Regions from separate parts of the Homo sapiens genome. Here region 1 is linked to region 2. Evidence: chromatin contacts called from ENCODE Hi-C or POLR2A ChIA-PET data. All regions are on one chromosome and are shown on one strand. Each heading gives the region's core, a stretch centred on a gene start or an enhancer-like site at or near the end of the contact. The rest is flanking DNA. Distances are from core to core; before and after follow the strand shown. Region 1 holds the start of HNRNPH1 (heterogeneous nuclear ribonucleoprotein H1). Region 2 holds the start of FAF2 (Fas associated factor family member 2).

What was found. A loop is a pair of places that touch in the nucleus more often than their neighbours do. ChIA-PET counts read pairs that join two places held with the same protein, here RNA polymerase II (POLR2A). Pooled maps may share reads with other maps.
Region 1: a loop to region 2 is called in a map with no recorded cell type, with 12 times the contacts of the local background. The contact joins the promoter of HNRNPH1 here to the promoter of FAF2 in region 2. A Hi-C loop is called at or near these places in 1 of 37 single-sample maps with no recorded cell type and 7 of 50 pooled maps. POLR2A ChIA-PET finds 5 or more read pairs at or near these places in 2 of 52 experiments (B cell and activated T-cell).

What each region holds. Positions count from the first base shown.
Region 1 is chr5:179,620,930-179,625,862 of GRCh38, forward strand. HNRNPH1 (heterogeneous nuclear ribonucleoprotein H1) reads right to left here and starts at 2,742. Exons shown (of 14, transcript NM_001257293.2): 1 at 2,666-2,742; 2 at 2,108-2,235; 3 at 313-468; 4 at 1-106. The coding sequence starts at 2,204. The region is part of intron 4 of LOC128966623 (a long non-coding RNA gene); the gene reads left to right. RefSeq lists enhancers at 2,514-2,683, 2,739-3,033, 2,783-3,568, 3,569-4,353.
Region 2 is chr5:176,444,721-176,450,209 of GRCh38, forward strand. It overlaps FAF2 (Fas associated factor family member 2), which reads left to right and starts at 3,665. Exons shown (of 11, transcript NM_014613.3): 1 at 3,665-3,750. The coding sequence starts at 3,688. RefSeq lists enhancers at 3,046-3,235, 3,316-3,375, 3,686-3,745 and a silencer at 3,556-3,605.

The sequences.
Region 1 (4,933 bases), core at 1,492-3,991, 3.2 Mb after region 2:
AAGGGAAGTCCTCTAAGCCGTACAAAGCCATCATTGGCCGTGTCAGGACTATTTGGACCAGTATGCTTCAACACCCAATCCATTTCAACGTTGTTTGACTTGAATACTGAAAGAGGTGCTTAGAATTAGTCACTTTTGGAAAATTAGATAACAAAGTTCAGACTTCCTGGGTCTTTAGATAAGCTAGGAAGAGCTGCCACAAACTCCCTTAGATGACCATTTCCATGCAGTCAAATACCTAAAATTCAGAAGGGGTGAGACCTCTATTGTTTAATGCTTTATTTACTGTAACTAGGGCAATGTAAATCAAACCTTCAACATATCTGTGTCCCATAGTTTCTCTGTCTTTTTTCAGGGCCAATTTGACTTCATCTTCTGATTCAAGTTCAACAAAAGCCTCGCCACTTGGTCTGCCTTCTCTGGTGTAGATGAAACGAATACCTTGAGCCCCATTTTGAATTTTGCAGTCTGGAAAGAAAACAACCGTTAATACAGAATTTAAAACCTAAAACCACCTCTGGGTGACACAGATGAAATGTCTATTCCATGTCCCCACTACAAATTACATAACTTGTGAAGCCTATATATACTGACCACGATATTACCAACTCCTAAAACTCCAATTAAAAAAAAACAAACTCATTCCTAAGGTGATATATTTCCAACCCATCAACAACATACAATATTCAAAGCAGTTTCAGAATGAATTTATCTCTTTAGTCCTTGCTACTCATGTCTACATCACACATCTTTTATCAATTTCTCAGAAGATTATCAAGCCTGGACTGTGTGACTTTACGGCAAACATACTTCGTTGCGAGCTGTTTTGGTCTGGGGCATTTATCCGTTTTACCTTACCAGTAGCCACATTACGGTTTCTCATTCAAATTCAAATTACAAGCCCAATACTCACCTGAAAGGGGATCAGTGTTACCAAGCTAAAATGCTCCAAGTTGCACAGCTGAAGCCAAACCCAGTGTTGCCCCCTGCAAGGCGGCTTCCAGCGTACTTGGTTCTTGTTTTACAGGTCGCTTTCCGTTACCAACGCTAAATTCAGATAGTAAGTCAATACTACAAACGTCTTGCCAAAAGCTGTTAATTTCATCCAAATAGAATTTTAATCAGTCTAATTTCTTTTTCCCAGTCTAATAATAGGAACAAGGACATTCTGATAGAAAATATTCAGGAAACCTATGTACTGCAAAAACACTTCCCTGGGCTTCAGTGTCTTCAACTGTATAGTGAGCCAGATTAAGAACTAGATAAGAAAACACTCTTCAATTATCAAATCTTGATTAGGAAAACTGAAATTAAGACGTGACATTTTAACTTTCCGAAGAATGCTCCTTTTTAAGAAAACACCAAAACTGGAAACAAGAGGTTACACTTCAAGATATTGCAAAACATTACTATTATTTGTCTAATCACTCGGCCATTTTCTCAAGATTGAGGAGGAAATCCCACCTATGCCAATTTATCCTTTCGAAAAAAGACACCCGGGCCAGGCGCGGTGGCTCACGCCTGTAATCCCAGCATTTTGGGAAACCGAGGTGGGCGGATCACTTGAGGTCAGATGTTCGAGACCAGCCTGGCCAAAATAGTGAAACCCCGTCTCTACTAAAAATACAAAAATTAGCCGGGCGTGGCGGTGCGCGCCTCTAGTCCCAGACACTCGGGAGACTGAGGCAGGAGAATCGCTTGAACCCAGGAGGCGGAGGTTGCAGTGAGCCGAGAACGCGCCACTGCACTCCAGCTTGGGTGACAGAGACTCCAACTCAAAAGAAAAAGAAAAAAAGACACCCATAAAAGAAAAGCTGGTGTTCAAAGATAGGTAAAGAAAACAAAGTCTGCCAAACCTGCCGCACTCCCCCAAGGGCCAGGAGGACGGGCGGGGCTTTCGAAATTTCCATTGCGTAACAGCGGGCCGCCGGGCGCGAGCAGCACAGCGGTGAGTGTAGTCGCCCGCGCCTCGCCAGGGGGCGCCCCGGGTCCCACCCGGCCCGGCCCGGCCCGGCCCGCCCCGCCCCGCCCCGCCCCAGCCCGGCCGCCCGCCAGCCCGCCCGCCCCGGCCTCGAACTCGAACTCCCGCGTCCTAGTTCTAACTCACCAGAAAAAAACCTCTGCACTTCATCGGCCGAGCAAGACCAGGGCAAGCCCCGGACCTTCACCACGAATCCCTCTCCACCTTCCGTGCCCAACATCATCGTCTCTTACGCGGTCCGGCGTCGAAACAAACTGCAAAGCGGGGAGGACCAGAACTGAGAGCGCCAATTAAGCTGTCCTTCGCCTCCGAGGCGCGCCCGGGCCCGCACCGCCCCCCCACGGAGCAAAAACCGGGCGGATGCACCCACCCCGGCGACTCCAACACCTCCTCGTCCGGCGACCGGACCCCCAAAGCTGTCCTGAGCAACAGCTGTCGGCGCCCCGAACCGTGGGGGCCCGGGCCGAGAGCCAGCGTAGAGGAAAGGAAATGGCGGCGGCCGCTTCCGCTCCGCCTCCTCCGACTTCTCACACAATAGAGTCGGCGCGGCCTGCAGGCCTCAGCGGCGGTGCCGAGATTCAGCGAACCACTCGCGGCTCTCGACGGCAGCCTGCAGCTCGCCAAGGTCCCCGTGGCCCTCCCAGAGATATGGGGACAAACAATCCTCGCAAAAACGGTACCCACCGTGGTCGCTGAACTGCAAGCGAGGACCCACCGCGACTCACCTAGACACGCGACTTCTGCGTGGCTAAGACGAAATGGCCAGCGGGCGCCTGCGCAACCTAAATAAGGTCCCTTGTGCGAGTTCTGCGCACGCGCAGCCAGCTGCCCGCACCGCCCCGTTGCGTCACAAAGAGCTCTGGCGCATGCGTAATTTCAAGAGCCAGCCCACCTCCCGCCGGCGGATTATTACACGCTTGGGTTTTGGGCTCAGCACCCCCACCCATAAACCCGCCGGGCTTTTTGTTGCGCCTGCGCCTTCCCGCGAATATTGAACTTCGGAGTCCTAGCGGTTTATAATTATTTCATGCGCATGCGTCTTCCTTGAAACCGTTCTCTAGCCTTACCCGCCAGCGTGGGGGAGGGGAATGGCGGCCGCCTGTTCCCTATGGGACTGTATAGGAGTCCCGAGCTCTGGGTTGTGATGAGGTGGGCGTCTTTCTACCCCTTGCCCCCAGGCTCTTACCGGCGCGCTCCTGGCCGACCTGAAAGGAGGGGCGCGGCCTTCAGGCGTTCCCACTCCCCGCGCCGCCTGTCTTCCCTTTATCCCCAAACCGGCCGAAGCTGGTCAGCTGCAGATTGTCGAACGTCCTGGGAGCTGCGGGGCTGCGGACGTCCCGCGCCCGAAGCCACCCGTATGGTGCCTGGGGCACGTCCCAGCCCTGTGTGCCTCCACTTCCCCTTACCTGCCGTCGTCGGGCCTAGGGCCCCGGTCGGCGCGAGGTTTCCGTGCCTGTGGCTCGCGCCTGTACCCAGCTTTTGCCTAACGAATTCGCACCCTGTGTACCCCTTGACCCGCCTAACGGTCGGCAGGCCTTGACTGCCCTGGGGCCCTGGCACGAGGAGGGATCGCGAGCGCGGGCTCCACGGGTGCGCGCCGGCCTCTGCGCTCGGTAGGTTACCGCTGCATCTCCCAGAGCAGAATTGGTAAGAGTGCGTCCATTCACCAGGCGTAGACGCTGCATTCGAGGAGGCCCCCGGGTCACCCCATGTGCACACATGCTGCGAGATGACTAATGTTCGTGGTTTCTAGCAGCACTGCCCAAAACCTAAGATGCCGTAGCCTCCCAGGCCTCCCCATGTCTGATTTGGCTGCCTTCCTCACCCCAGCTTTAGTGGACACAGACAATACACAAATTAACAATAAGGTAGTGCTGGACCCTGCCGCAGAGCTACCTTAGCTAGTGCAAGCCTGAGTGCCACCCTGGGAAGATGCGGACAAAGCATGTTTCCAACCCCAGTGCCACAGAGTCCGAATCCAGTTTTGACAGGTTTGAGAAAAAGTAGAGAGGACATCAAAAGAAAGACAGGAGCCCAGAGCTAAGCAGGGCCTGATCTTCAAAGGCCACTTAGGCCTTGGCAAGGGTGTTATCTCCGAGAGAAGGCTTTGGCAGGTGATCAGCAGGGGAGCCGTAAACCCTGTGTAAAGGAAAACTCTTGCTGGATGTGAGGGGGATGCAGATGGAGCAGGCAGGGTGAATGACGGTACATACCAGGCCCTCTACTACAAACTGAACTAGAAGCACACACCTGTGGTACCATTTCAGAAGGCACTTTGGCTGAGGTAATCAAGAAGAGAGTCCGGCCAGGTGCGGTGGCTCACTCGTGTAATACCAGCATTTTGGGAGGCCGAGGCAGGCAGATCACTTGAGATCAGGAGTTTCAGACCAGCTTGGCCAACATGGTGAAACCCCATCTCTACTAAAGATACAAAAATTATCTATGCATGCACACGCCTGTAATCCCAGCTACTCTGGAGGCTGAGGCAGGAGAATCACCTGAACCCAGGAGGCAGAGGAAGCAGTGAGCTGAGATCACACCACTGCCCTCCAGCCTGGGCTACAAAGACTCCCTCTCAAAAAAAAAAAAAAAAAAAAATTAGCCAGGCATGGTGATGCATGCCTGTAATCCCAACCACTTGGCAAGACTGAGGCAGGAGAATCACTTAAACCCAGGAGGCAGCAGTTGCAGTCAGCTGAGATCACGCCATTGCACTCCAGCCTGGGCAATAAGAGCAAAACTCCGTCTCAAAAAAAAAAAAAAAAAGAATAGTAGTAAGGTAGAATACATTTCATACACTTATAGCCAATTCTCTTATATATAAATTGTCCAACTTATATTAAAACAAGGTTTTTAAATTTTTATTTTTTATTTGTTTGTTTGAGACACAGCCCGTCACCCAGGCTGGAGTGCAGTGGTGCAAACATGGCTCACCACAGCCTCTACCTTCTG
Region 2 (5,489 bases), core at 2,415-4,914:
TTGAACTCCTGACCTCAGATGATCCACCCACCTCGGCCTTCCAAAGGGCTGAGATGACAGGCATGAGCCACCGCGCCTGGCCAACACCATTTTTAAATGGGGGGATTTCACATGGAAATCCAAATGTGTAGAGTTTTTCTTTTCAAATTAGCATATTTTACTTTTTAAGGTGTACAATGTGATGTTTTTCAAATAAAATGTATCATGTAGGACATGATGTTTTGAAATATGTGTACTTTGTGGAATGGCTAAATCAAGCTGATGAACATATGCATCACCTCACATTTTTTTGGGGGGGTGAGAATGTCTGTGCTCTGAAAAAAAAATGGGCAGTTCCGGCAATACATGGAAGCCATCCTCCACAGCTAAAAGGCAGAAACCGTCTGTTTTTTGTTTTGTTTTGTTTTTGTTTGTTTTTTTGAGACAGGGTCTTGCTCTGTTACCCAGGCTGGAGTGCAGTCATGACTATGGCTCACTGCAACCTCTGCCTCCCGGGTTTAAGTGATCATCCCTGCCTCAGCATCCTAACTAGGTAGAACTGCAGATGCGTACTAACACACTCAGCTAACTTTTTTTTTTTTTTTGAGACAGAGTCTCGCTCTGTTGCCCAGGCTGGAGTGCAGTGGCACGATCTCGGCTCACCGCAACCTCTGCTTCCCAGGTTCAAGCGATTCTCCTGCCTCGGCCTGGGACTACAGGCATCTGCCACCATGCCTGGCTAATTTTTTTTTATTTTTAGTAGGGACAGGGTTTCACTGTGTTAGCCAGAATGGTCTTGATCTCCTGACCTCAAGATCTGCCCGCCTCAGCCTCCCAAAGTGCTAGGATTACAGGTGTGAGCCACCGTGCCCGGCCCACACTTGGCTAATTAAAAAAAAAAAAAAAAATTGGTAGAGGCAGTCTCACTATATTGCCTAGGCTGGTCCCCAACTCCTAGGCTCAAACAATCCTCCCACCTTGGCCTCCCAGAATGCTGGGATTACAGGCATGAACCACCGCGTCTGGCCAAAAACCACCTTTGGACAGGGAATGGACACTCCGGCTTTTCATATTTTGTCCCCACACGGAGACACATTAAAGTAGAGTTTTAAACAAATGAATTATTTCTTGTAACCTAATCTTTATTGAAAGAAGAAAACAGGGCCAGGTGCGATGGCTCACGTCTGTAATCCCAGCACTTTGGGAGGCCGAGGCGGGCGGATCCCGAGGTCAGGAGATCGTAGACCATCCTGGCTAAGACGGTGATACCCCATCTCTACTAAAAATACAAAAAAAAAATTAGCCGGGCATGGTGGCAGGCACCTGTAAGCCTCAGCTACTCAGGAGGCTGAGGCAGGAGAATGGCATGAACCCAGGAGGCAGAGCTTGCAGTGAGCCAAGATCAGGCCACTGCACTACAGCCTGGGCGATAGAGCAAGACTCCGTCTCAAAGAAAAGAAAGAAAGAAAGAAGAAAACAGAAAGATAGAAAAAGAAAGTGTAACTTTCTTTGAGGAAGTGAAGAAATATTCAATGGTGTTTCATATAACTACAAATTAGGTCTGTTGAAAGAATATGTTACCCAGGCTGGAATGCAGTGGTGTGATCACAGCATACAACAGCCTTGAACTCATGGCCTCAAGTGGTCCTCTCACCTCAGCCTCCCGAGTAGCTGGGACTACAGGCATTTGCCACCATGCCTGCTGGCAAGTATATATCTTAAGTGAGAATTACACAATTCCTGAGGACATCTGACTTTGCCAACCCTCATTTAGTTTATCTGAACCCAACGTTATTGGTGAGATTGAACAACACTGAGTTTCCTTTGAGCTTTGAGCTGCTGTAATAAATTCTCTATAGAGTAGCAGCTATCTGCTTCCGATTTTACCTTCGGGGGTTTTTACTTAATTGACATATTATTTATTTATTTATTTATTTTTGAGACGGAGTCTCACTCCGTCGCCCAGGCTGGAGTACAGTGGGGCAATCTCAGTTCACTGCAACCTCCGCCTCCCAGATTCAAGCGATTCTCCTGCCTCAGCCTCCCGAGTAGCTAGGACTACAGGCGTGCGCCACCAACCCTGGCTAATTTTTGTATTTTTAGTAGAGACAGGGTTTCGCCATGTTGGCCAGGCCAGTTTCGAACTCCTGACCTCAAGTGATCCGCCCGCCTCGGCCACCCAAAGCGCTGGGATTACAGGCGTGAGCCACAGAGCCCGGCCGACACCATTTTTAAACGGAAAGATTTCATATGCAGATCCAAATTTGCAGGGTTTTTGTTTTGTTTTGTTTTGTTTTTCCAATTAGCACTTTTTGGGGGTTGTGTTTTAGGGCGTACCATGTGCTGTTTTTCCAGGACGTCGTGGTTTGTGCAGACCTGGTAAGACCTGATAAGTCCTGAAAGAAGTAGCCAAAATTTCATGTACTCTTCACAGAACCAGCTCTCAAAGCCTTTTCTGTCTCACCGGATCAACCCTGCAAGGGGACGAGGGTGGGGCGCAGGCGGCCGAGAGCCTTGCTGAGAATCACACAGGTGGTCAGTGGAAAAGCGTGTACCAGACCCAGGCCTCTCTGGAAGGTGGGCAGAGGAGGCGTTCGGCGGGAGAGGTGGAAATGAAAACGGGAAATCTAAAGAGAGGTGGCGGACTAGAAGGGGCAAGGGACGTGCAGAGGAAGATAGAGATTGAGGGGTGGTGATAGGGTAGTGTAAGCAGCAGAAGGGAAGGGCAGGGGACTGCCTCGAGGAGAAGGGGCGGCGGCAGCACGTCAGGGGCTTTTGGGGAATCTCATTCAACAAATGGCAAAATGGAGCCCAAGTGGTTTGCCCAAGGATGTCCAGCAGTTGGCAAGGTGGCAACTAGAACCCGCGTCTCCTAATCCCGGTCCAGGGATCTTTCTTCGCCTGTCACAGAGACAAGGGGCCAGTGCAGCGCTAGTGCGGAGAGACAAGGCTCCAGGCACGGAAAAGCAGATGCCGGGCCGGGGTTCCAGCGCCGCAGTCACGGCGGTGGACGGCAAGCTGTGCGGACGACTGGGGGCGCCATGAATGGTCGAGGATCCGGGGAGCCGAGTCCAGATCTTCCTGCAAGTGACCCCGAAGCGGCAATGGAACGGTGGCCGAAGTCTGCCCACAGCTTCCGCTTCGAAGGCGGCGTCGGAAATGCCGCGCCAGTATCCAGAGCCCTTCGGAACCTCCCGAGAGATGGTCAGGAGCTTTTGGAAACTTTAGGTCAGGGGCCAGCGACCAAAAGGCTGGTATTTCGGAACGGCTGCGTCTCCCGAGAAACCTCCAAGAGTATCTGAGGTTGCCGGAAAATGGTTAGAGAGCAGCCGAAATCAGCCGAATGCCATTCGGGATGCTCCGGAGCTTCTCGAGGCACATTCGGGCCCTCTCGGCTCTGCAAGACTGCACTGGAATCTTAGGTCTCCTTTCGTCGCCTAATCTTAGCAGATCCTTTCGTCGCCTAAATGGTAAGAGCGACTTGTACCGACAGTCCCTCGGCAATTTCCGGAAGTGTTCGGGATAGGCCCGAGCGTGGCGCCCTCTGGCGGCGGCCAGAGGTGGCGGGGGGCGGGGGGAGGTTAGTGGGCCAGCGCGCGCAGACGCAGTTGCGCGCCGGCGGCCGTTCAGACCGGATGTGGTTGTGGCTGAGGTCAGTTCCGGCGGGTGACGGTGCGGACGGGTCAGGAGCGTAGAGGCGGCGGCAAAATGGCGGCGCCTGAGGAGCGGGATCTAACCCAGGAGCAGACAGAGAAGCTGCTGCAGTTTCAGGTAGCAGCGAGTACTCGGTGCAGCAGATGCCTCCGTGGGATGGGGAGTAGGCCCCTAGAGGAGTTCAGAACCCTCCTCAGATTGGGTTCAGATCCTTCTCAGACCAGCAGGCCGGCCCCCTCCCCCCCAGACTCCAACTGCCCTGATTCCCCCGGCCCCCAAGCCTCTGTTGGACCCTAGCCTTCCAGCCATCGCTGCGGGCAGACCCGCCTCGTCTGTGCCTCTGTGCCCTCAGCGTGTCAGCTTCCCTGGTTTGCCTTAGCGGCGTCAGTCCTCAGCCATCCTTCCCAGCCCGGTTATCGGTCGGACCCTCTCCGCCCAACGAGTCTATATCTGCCGGAGAAGCTTAGTCCCCACCGCGGAGTTGGCGTCATTTCGGGTCTCTGACAGGAAAACCTCCTGCCAGCATCCCATGCCATTTCCACATACACTCCCACAAACTGGGGCCTCTTGGATACCAGGTTTCGTGTTGGGGGTTCCGGTCGGGGAGGGGGCACCTACACACAGATCTGGTCCCCGCCCTAGAGGTGTGGGAGGACACCAAGTGAGGAAACAATGCAAGATGATAAGTGTCATCAGTGGTCTGTCGGGATTTATTACTTTTGGCTTATTCCTGGATTCCTGTGCTTAACTATGCTTGAGGAGGGTGGTAACTTGCAGAAATGTTATGTTAATACAAGATGTTGTATTAAGAACATTTGCCACTGATCACTTACCCCTGAGCTGGAGAATGGTTGGAGGATACCACTAGGGTGGGTAACCTTGGCACTTTGTTACCAGTTTCCTTATCTCTGAAAGGACTGTCTTAAAAATGTCTACCCCCAGGCCAGGAGCGGTGGCTCACGCCTGTAATCCCAGCACTTTGGGAGGCCAAGGCCAGCGAATCACGAGGTCAGGAGTTCGAGACCACTCTGGCCAATATGGTGAAACCCCGTCTCTACTAAAAATACAAATATTAGCCGGGCGTGGTGGTGCACGCCTGTGGTCCCAGCTACTCGGGAGGCTAAGGCAGGAGACTCGCTTGAACCCGGGAGGCGGAGGTTGCAGTGAGCCGAGATCGTGCCACTGCACTCCAGCCTGGGCAACAAGAGTGAAACTCCGTCTCAAAAAAAAAAAAATCTACCTCCTGAGGATGTTCGGGAGATCAAATGGACATATGGATGTTAGAAGGGCCTTGTAGACTGCAAAATGCCCCCAAATAGTATTTTCTGCTATTAATTTGACTTAGGATAGACCTAAAGTTATTGATACACTTATTTCCTTATATAAAATGTGTAAATATTCATTTATTCAACTATATGAAGAACCTTAGTGCGCAGCGCTGCTAGGTAGAATCCCACTTACTATTTCAGATGTAAGTACTTTGTAAACACTTAGCATACATAACCTCATTTAATACAGCAACCCTATGAGGTTCATACTGTTCTAGTCCCTGATTTACAGATGAAGGGTATCAGGACTAAGAAATAAAATGCTTAGGTTACACAGCTAGAAAATGATGGTGTCAGATTTAAAGCTATGTCCATCTTCCAGAACCCTTCCCAGGCTTCTGACTTCTGTCTTGTGCAACTTATATTTCAGTGTACAGTTGAGTGTGGAATGCAAATGCTGAGAAAATAAATATTTTTTTGGCGAGTTCTCACTTTTTTGCAATTTCCTTGAATAGACTTCACTATAATAAATTTTGAAGTGGTTATTTTTTCCCCTCTTAAATTGAGCAGTGTGTTGGAAGTGTATAA